Regions from separate parts of the Homo sapiens genome. Here region 2 is linked to region 1. A link is a contact called in ENCODE Hi-C data. All regions are on one chromosome and are shown on one strand. The core of a region is the stretch at or near the end of the contact, and the rest is flanking DNA. Distances in the headings are between cores, read along the strand shown. Region 1 has its middle 11 kb from the start of LINC02975. Region 2 has its middle 15 kb from the start of MIR6855.

Region 1 (4,574 bases), core at 1,344-3,843:
AACAGCTGCATGTCGGCACTTTCACGGAGTAAACATCATACAAAATGATGGCATCACTTCCGCTGGCTTCCATTCCCTCTTCCCACACTTGGTGGGTTCCTACTGATGCGGGGCAGATGAGCCCCAAAACTGGGGCTTAACCCAGGAGGGTTCTTGGCTTCACCCAGGAAAGTATGTAAGGGTGAGCTGGTGGTGTTAGACAACAGCTTGTATTAAAGTGGCCATGCCTAGCCCAGCGGAGGAACTGCTCCCTGCAGAGCAGGGCTCCCCCGCAGGCTGTGTGCCCAGAGTGGCAGCTCAGATCCAATTCTGCACTCATAGTGATACCCACTTTTAATTATATGCAAATTAAGGGACAGTTCATGTAGAAATTTCTAGGAAAAGGGTGGTAACTTCCAGATCATTGGGCTGTTGCCATGGAAAGGGCAGTCACTTCTGGGTGTTGCCATGCCAATGGTAAACTGGCATGGCACACTGGTGGGCAGCCTTATGAAGAGGTGCTTCCACCCCAGGCTTGCTTTAGCTAGTCCAGTGTCCAAGGTCAATTTGGTCCAGTGTCCAAGGTCTGCCTCCAGAGTCCAGTCCCACCCTACCTCACTACAAGTGCCAGTAGTAGGAACAGCAGAGGTGAAGGAAATGACATGGCCCCTCCCCTCATGGAGCTTGTGGTCCGCTGAGGGTCACAAATATAAAACACGCAGCCCATGGTGGGGGTCATGTGTCTGGGGCATGGGGGGCAACTTCTCCGATGAAGTATTGTACAAGCTGGGACCCAAAGCATGAGGAGGAGTTGCCCAGGGAAGGGGGTAGGGGAAGAGTGTTCCAGAAAATGAGAACGTGTGCCAAGGGGCCAGAAGAGGCCAGGAGCAGTGGGAGACTGACTGGGAAGCATGGCTGGGCTGGCTGAGCGGGTAACTGGGCTGGGGGAGGAAATAAGGCCAGGGTTTGCCTTGTTTAGCCTTTCAAATGTCAAGGCAAGGTCAGGCGCAGTGGCTCACCCCTGTAATCCCAGCACTTTGGGAGGCCAAGATGGGCGGATCACTGAAGTCAGGAGTTCAAGAACAGCCTGGCCAACATGGTGAAACCCAGTCTCTACTAAAAATACAAACATTAGCATGACGTGGCGGTGCATGCCTGTAATCCCAGCTACTCAGGAGGCTGAGGCAGGAGAATTGCTTGAACCCGGGAGGTGGAGGTTGCAGTGAACTGAGATCACACCACTGCACTCCAGCCTGGGCAACAGAGCAAGACTTCATCTCAAAAAAAAAACAAGAAAAAAGGTCAAGGCAAATAGGGCTCAACATCAAAATCATTTCAACAGGCATAGAATTGTGGAAATGTTTCCTGCTGTGTCTCCCCTGTTGCTAATTCAGTACATTTTCTCTCTCCCCAGCATCTCCCTACCATAAAACTTAAACCATGAAGCGTTTGGTCCCATGAAGAGCCGTGTGGATACCATCTGCATCCCTGACTAGGGAAGAAGGGGACTGTGACAAAAGGAGAGTCCCTGCTAGACAGCAGCGGGGACTGGAAGCCCCTTTCAGGGCAGGAGGAGGGGAAGGGAGGCTGAAAGTCAGGCGTGAGGCGTCTGGGGGCAGTAGAAAGATTCAGATAGGTTTGGGGGATCCGAGGACATCAGAGCTGGTGCCTATGTCCCCAGGATGCATCCTAAGGGGTCTGCGAGGCTCACCTTAGGCCTGACATTGCACCCAGTGTGGCCAGGCTGCAGCAGATGGAAATGACTGAGGGTCCCCAGTCCCCAGGCAGAGGGGCTGAGGACAGTCTCACAGAGACCCCCAACCCCTGCAGCTGAGTGGAGGAAGCCCAGGAACTGAATGGGATGGTCTTATGGGTTGAAGTGTGTCCCCAAAAAAGATATGCTGCGGCCCTAACCCCCAGTACCTGTGAATGTGACCTTATTTGGAAATAAAGGTCCTTGCAGATATAATTAAGAAGAGGTCATTAGGTGGGGCCTAATCCAATATGAGTGGTGTTCTTAGAAGAAGAGGAAAATGCCATGTGACATTGGAGGCAGAGAGTGGAGAGATGCATTTGTAAGTCTGGGGCTAAAGCCGGAAAGGCAAGAAAGGACCTTCCCCTAGAGGTTTCAGAGGAGGCACGGCACTGCCCACACATTGATTTCAGACTTCTGGCCTCTGGGACTGTGAGAGAACACATTTCTGTGGTTTTCAACCACCGGGTTTGTGGGACTTTATTAGAGCAGCCACAGAAAAAAACAACATATGGGAAGAAGATTGACTGTGAATTGGAAGTTTTCAGGGCAAAGCGAAGTCCAGTCAGCCTCAGAGAACGTGGATGCGGTTCCCGGAGACCAGGGCAGACCAGACCCGCCCCTCCTGAGCAGGTCCAGTGATGGCAAGTAGGGCAAGAGACTCCTGTCCTGGCCCATGCAAGCTTCTCCACACAGCCAGACACCATCTTCAAAAGGAAACAGGAGGGAGACCCCCCCGAGTGCAGAGAAACCACCCTTACAAGGGATAGGGCTTTGAAAGGACCACATATTTTCCTGTAAGAGACGACTTTACAAAAAAAAAAAAAGAGAGACTTTCGGTTTTGTCACCCCTCCTCTCCCCACTGCCAAGACATCAGCAGGAAAGGGGGCACAGGGCAAAAGGAGATCAGATCTGGAAAATCCAGGCTTTTCACACAACTTAGCCCAAGAACGTACATTTCACCCCCTACACTCTTCTGTTTTTTTGTTTTGACACAGAGTCTCACTCTGTTACCCAGGCTGGAGTACAATGGTGCAATCTCAGCTCATTGCAACCTCTGCCTCCCAGGTTCAGGTGATTCTCCTGCCTCAGCCTCCCAAGCAGCTGGGATTACAGGCTCGCGCCATCAAGCCCAGCTAATTTTTGTATTTTTATTCGAGGCGGGGTTTCACCATATTGGCCAGGCTGGTCTCGAACTCCTGACCTCAAGTGATCCACCAACCTTGGCTTCCCAAAGTGCTGAGATTGCAGGCGTGAGCCATCGCGCCTGGCCCCCTACACTCATTTCTACTGATAGTTTCTGCAGAGTTAGGGCACCCTTTTAAGCACCGATACAGGAGAGGCTCAGGCAGGAAACCAAGGTAGGTTTCACAAGTGCATCTGCAGATGGGGCCACCCAGTTGATCACCAGGATGTTCACTGGAGCATGACATACAAACGCAAATGTCAGAAGCAACCTACATATCCACACGGGACTGGGTAAATAAATAATGATAACGGACTCTGTGCCACCATTAAAATTATGCTGTCAAAAGTGGTTTCATGATATGGGCCCAGCATGGTGGCTCATGGCTCTAATCCCAGCAATTTGGGAGGCTGAGGCAGTCGGAACACTTGAGGCCAAGAGTTCAAGACCAGCCTGGCCAACATGGTGAGACCCCATCTCTACTAAAAATACAAAAATTAGGCCAGGCGCAGTGGCTCATGCCTATAATCCCAGCAATTTGGGAGGCCGAGGTGGGCGGATCACCTGATGTTGGAAATTTGAGACCAACCTGACCAACATGGAGAAACCCTGTCTCTACTAAAAATACAAAATTAGCCAGGCGTGGTGGCGCATGCCTGTAATCCCAGCTACTCGGGAGGCTGAGGCAGGAGAATCACTTGAACCTGGGAGGCGGAGATTGCAGTGAGCCAAGATCGCGCCATTTGCACTGCAGCCTGGGCAACGAGAGCGAAACTCCATCTCAAAAATAAATAAATAAATACAAAAATTAGTTGGGCATGGTGGCAGGCGCCTGTAGTCCCAGCTACTTGGTAGGTGGAGGTGGGAGGATCACCTGAGCCAGGGAGGTGGAGGTTGCAGTGAGCCGAGATTGCACCACTGCACTTCAGCCTGAGCAATGGAGCAAGACTCTGTCTCAAAAAAAAAGTGATTTAATAATATGGTGAAAGGTTGTGATAAATGTTAAGTAATAGTAACAATAATAATAAATCAGCCTAAAAGGGTATCTTTTTTTTTTGAGGCAGAGTTTCATTTTGTCACCCAGGCTGGAGTACGGTGATATGATCTCAGCTTACTGCAACCTCCACCTCCCGGATTCAAGTGATCTCATGCCTCAGCCTCCCGAGTAGCTGGAATTACAGGCATGTGCCATCACGCCTGGCTAATTTTTGTATTTTTAGTAGAGATGGGGTTTTGCCATGTTGGCCAAACTGGCCTCGAACTCCTAGCCTCAAATGCTGGAATTACAAGCATGGGCCACTGCCCCTGGCCTGCCAAAAAGGGTATCTGTAATATGATTCCAATATTTACATGATGTTGCTGTGTAAGGCTAACTGCTTTAACCAACAACTCCCAGAGTTCAATGGCTTAACACAACTAAGGTTCATTTCTCCCCAAGACACTGTCAAATGTTGGGCAGCAGGGGTTGGGAAGAGTCTTGACTCTACTGGGTCATTTGGGAACCCTGGTTTCTTCCATCTAGCAGCTTGGCTGCTCACTAGGGTGTTGGAGTCCTTCACTAGGTCCTTCACTGGGTCCTTCCCATCCTGAGAGCATCCAAAGAAGAGAGAACTTGAAGGAGTAATAGAAGATTTTATGGAACAGGCTGATAAGTA
Region 2 (4,574 bases), core at 325-2,824, 610 kb before region 1:
AGCTGCAGGCAGTGCGGAGCTGTTTCACGTGGACAACTCGAAAGGGCAGCAGCCTTGTGCCTGGCACTGGCTGGACATGTGCAGTGGGAGGCCCCGTTTCCACAGCCAGCTTTGAAAATTTCACCCTGGCCTTTTGGGGGAAGATAGGATTGGTTTGTGCCCACACTTCTCTGTGTCCCAAGGGTTTTTTTTTTTTTTTTTTTAGCACTGTTTTAGGAAAACAGTTGTCCAGGAAATGACATATTCGCAGCTACACCAAGTGCAGACCTGGCAGCTCTGCTGATGCCAAGCATCCTCACTTGCGGAGGGCAGGAGGTGAGGGCACCAATATGGGGCCATTGGTAACCTCTAACCACAAGTGCGTGCAGTTGGCTTCAAGGCACCATTGAGAATTGCTGGTTCCCAGTGTGACACAGTGTGGCACAAGGGAACAAGGTGGATCTACTGTTATCCTACCCGAAACCCTCTCCTCTAGGTTGTCAGCAAAAAAGTCCACTTGGGAAGAATATTTCGGGACTGCGCCCAGCCGTCTGTGGGGCGGAGACGGGCTGTCTCCACCTGTGAACCCCCCCATGCCCCACCCGCCCCTGCCGAGCCTTCTCCAAGAGCCGCACCAGCGCTGAGAAGCCTAGAACAGAGCCTGCTGGTTTGGGGCCCCCATTTCCGCGGGTGTGGACATCACAGAGGTCGGGAGCATTGGGGGCGACTAGTTTGTTTTCTGCTGCACTGGGGAAGCCTCTTGAAGTAGGAAGTTCCTGACTCACCGGCTCCGGGGAGGCCACAAGCCTGTGGGGCCGGCTCCTCCAGCGGGTCAGGAAATACCGGCCCGCCCCACGCCCTCCACCCGCCCTGGGCACGCCCGGGCCTGGGAGGCGGCTCCTCCGTCCGCAGAGGTGGTGGGGACCCCTGGCGGGAGCAGACGGCAGAGCGCAGCAGTGGAGGGAGCAAGAAGGGCCCCCTGCGATGAGGAACGAGATGGCGGTGGACAGAGGCAGGATTCGGTCGTGCCCCCAGCTTTTTTTAAATTGAAGCGAAAGACTCAGAAATCGTGAAATGTATGGGACAGCCTGGAAGCTCCACTTTGAACTGCTGCTGCCAGAGAAGGATGGTGGGAAAGAGCCACCATCCAGACGGGTTCCCTGGCTCTGCGCACTCGCCTGGGGGAGGCCTCCTTTTCCCTGGTCCTAAAACGCTTTCCCGATAGGGGAGGCAGGGATCTGTGTTGCCAGCGCCCTCTGAGACCCGGGATGAGCGTGTGAAGGCTGCCAGCAGGCACGTGGCAGCCCCTTGGTGTGTCAGCTGCTTCTCCAGGGTCCCACTGAGTGCCCATTCGGCCTTGACTTGAGCACTCCTGCCTCCCGTTAGACCTCCAGATGGTATAGTGACCTCCGCCGGGGACATCTCCGGACCACAAAAGGTACAGAAGAAGCAGAGGAAGGACCCTATCCTTGTCCTCAGAGCTAAGGGGCCGAAAGCTGTGGGAGGAAACACGGACCCACTGTCCCCGTCGGGGATGGGGAAGGCTCCCTTCCTCCCTGCGGCACCTGCTGGACGGACGTCTCAGCCTAGGACAGGGCCGCATCCCTTCAGTCCGCACAGCCCCTGGCTGCCACGCTGTGCCGAGCCCTGCCCTTGAGAACCTGTTTCCAGTTCCAGCTCTCCACAGGCCCCCTCATCTAGGCTGGTCCCGGGTCAAATCGAAGGAAGGAATGGAGGCTGCACCCTGAGAAACCCTGGGACACCCTTCCAGAACATACATTGCCTAGGCTGTCTACTGCTCCTAGCTTTCCCCAAAGGCGTGTGTTTCTTCTGCGCCCAGCTCACCCTTGCTCCGTCCAGGTAGCAGGTGTCTCTCTGTGTAGGTGAAGTTGCAGAAGGGACGAGCCAGAGGGGGCTGTGATTCCGAAACCTCTGCTCACTTCCCCCAAGGCTCTCTGGGGCTCAAAATTAGGTAGCATTAAGACCCTCAGGATAATTTATGTTTGCACTGAATTTAAAACAGAACAAAGGTAGGAACTACACTTTTTGGGTGGCTGCGCCTTGCAAATGTATTCGGATGCAGGTTTGTGAGCAGCGCCATGGCCGACAGAACCACAGGCAGGCGGCAGGTCTCCTGCAGCCTCCCCCACGGTGCAGGGGCGCCTTTCCGGCTCCTCTAAGAAGCGCTGCTGAAGCCACGCCCTGGCTTAGCGCGGAGGAGGAGCCACCGTGGGGCACCGTGGGGAGCGAGGCCTGAGCCCCGCCTCCCCAGTCACCGAGCACTTCCTGTCCCTGCTCAGTAATCAAGCACAGACTTCAGATCTTGGCATCTCAGTCTGAACTCCTTAAAAGCCAGGTATTTTAAAAGAAACGTTTTAAGGCAAATTGGTACCTATTTCCAGCCCACCTTTCTGTAGTGCAAGAACTGTCTCCAAACCTCCTAAATAAATCTTCCAGACAAAACTTTCATTCTCATTTTCCATGTTCAATGTCAATCACGTGGATTGACACATATCTAACCTTCAAATGTAAACAAAGCCAAAAATATTGCTTAGAGATTCCCACATAAAGACAAAGGTTGCTTTTTCCTCTTCCGGGAACGCTGTCTACAGGCACTCAGCATGGCCCAGTTTCCCAAACCGTCATAGGCTTTCCTAGAATACAGCCTCTAACAGCACTAGGCCGGCCCGAACCCCTGGGAAGAGAATCGTTTACCTTTATACCAAGATTGGGAAACTGCCAAAGTCTGCACATGGCATGGGCCTGGGCTGACTCCGAGGGGTTTGTGCTGTGAGACCTAAAGCTCCTATGAGACTGCCCCAAAGCAAAAACATGTCAGCAAGCGGCCAGGCGTGGTGGCTCACGCCTGTAATCCCAGCACTTTGGGAGGCTGAGGCAGAAGGATCACTTGAGCCTAGGAGTTCGAGGCCAGCCTGGGCAACACAGTGAGACCCTGTCTACAAACAAAAAACCCATCAGCAGTGCATCTGGTGCTTCTGTGTGAACGTGTTCCCGACAGGATCAAGTGTGCCTTCCTCATCAAGGAGCAGAAAGTTGCTGGGAAGGTGTTAAGGGCAGGAGCACAGTCAGAAAGCTCAATTTTAAAATGATGTTTTGGCCGGGTGTGGTGGCTCATGCCTGTAATCCCAGCACTTTGGGAGGCTGAGGCAGGCAGATCACAAGGTCATGAGATCGAGACCATCCTAGCTAACACCGTGAAACCCCGTCTCTACTAAAAATAAATAAAATAAAAAATAAAATTAGCCAGGCGTCGTGGCACATGCCTGTAGACCCAGCTACTCCAGAGGCTGAGGCAGGAGAATTGCTTGAACCCCAGGAGGCAGAGGTTGCAGTGAGTTGAGATTATACCACTGCACTCCAGCCTGGGCAACAGAGTGAGACTCTGTCTCAAAAAATAATAATAAAATGAAGCTTTTTTCAGGAAAAAAAAAAAAAAAAAAGGCGGGATGAGGGAACCACATGCAAAGAGCCACCTCTGGGGTCAGGCAAGGTGGCCGACTCCGGAGGGGCCCCAGGCTTTCCATGGAACTGGCAATGTGTCATCTTGGTTCCTTGTCACCGTGTTATCCTTGCATACGCTGAAATGTTTCTGTACGCTCGTATCTGATAGCGGCAGGGAAGCAGAAGCCTAGGGGAGCCAGGGTGACATCATTTTGAGTTCGGCTCCACCTAAAACTAGCAAGGGAGGCTGGGCCCGGTGGCTCACACCTGTAATCCCAGCACTTTGAGAGGCCGAGGTAGGCAGATCGCTTGAGGTCAGGAGTTCGAGACCAGCCTGGCTAACATGGTGAAACCTTGTCTCTCCTAAAAATACAAAACTTATCCAGATGTGGTGACACATGCTTGTAATCCCAGCTACTTGGGAGGCTGAGGCAGGAGAATCGCTTGAACCTGGGAGGCAGAGGTTGCTGTGAGCCGAGATCGTGCCACTGCACCCCAGCCTGAGCAACATAGCGAGACTCCATCTCAAAAAACAAAAAATTAGGCACAGTCCAGGCCAGTCACAACCTAAGATGTTTACGTCTGAGGAAGCAGCTACGTAACGCCTGCGAGGACAAACTCCTACGATGGAGAAGGTTCAGATGCCACACAACAGTGTATGCTTGAAGATGACCACAGTGAGGCTTCGATGTGCTTATGCACTAAGATGCCAAGGATGGCTTTCTTTAAATCAACAGAGCAATCCACTGTGTCAGGCTGTCAGCCCACCTGACAGACACAGCGTAGCTTTTCTATAGCTAAGACCCCTACATAAGAGGAGTTGAAAACAGCGACGGGCATCCCTCCACTTGCTTTCTGAGGACGCTCTACTCTGTACCTGAGCAGCTTTCAGTAAACTCTTCTCAGTGAACTCTGCGACTCACCTTGAGTTTCTTCCTGCATGAGATCCAAGAACCTTCTCTAGGGGTCTGGATCGGAACCCCTTTTTCCTGCAACAATGGGATTTCACAAATAAATGTTGATAAGTTATATATAAAAATCTCAAGTTCTTCTCTCCCCCAAAATGAGACCCAACAAAAAACTCAGACTACTGAACACCAGTATTGCTGAACGCCCAGGGCCAGTGTGCAAAG

Evidence for each region. Hi-C counts contacts between places; a loop is a spot of excess contacts on that map. Pooled maps may share reads with other maps.
Region 2: a map with no recorded cell type shows a loop between it and region 1 (5-fold over the local background). The contact joins two enhancer-like sites. A Hi-C loop is called at or near these places in 3 of 37 single-sample maps with no recorded cell type and 4 of 50 pooled maps.

The regions. Positions count from the first base shown.
Region 1 is chr9:129,268,902-129,273,475 of GRCh38, reverse strand. No RefSeq gene overlaps it. Among named protein-coding and RNA genes, the nearest start is that of LINC02975, 11 kb to the left of the region's middle. Within about 2 kb of position 2,593, at least 6 of the 41 ENCODE cell types and tissues checked have a DNase peak (open chromatin) inside an H3K27ac peak, as active enhancers do.
Region 2 is chr9:129,882,196-129,886,769 of GRCh38, reverse strand. No RefSeq gene overlaps it. Among named protein-coding and RNA genes, the nearest start is that of MIR6855, 15 kb to the right of the region's middle. RefSeq lists a silencer at 745-994 and enhancers at 1,185-1,234, 1,285-1,966, 1,765-2,074, 2,066-2,360. Within about 2 kb of position 1,574, at least 36 of the 41 ENCODE cell types and tissues checked have a DNase peak (open chromatin) inside an H3K27ac peak, as active enhancers do.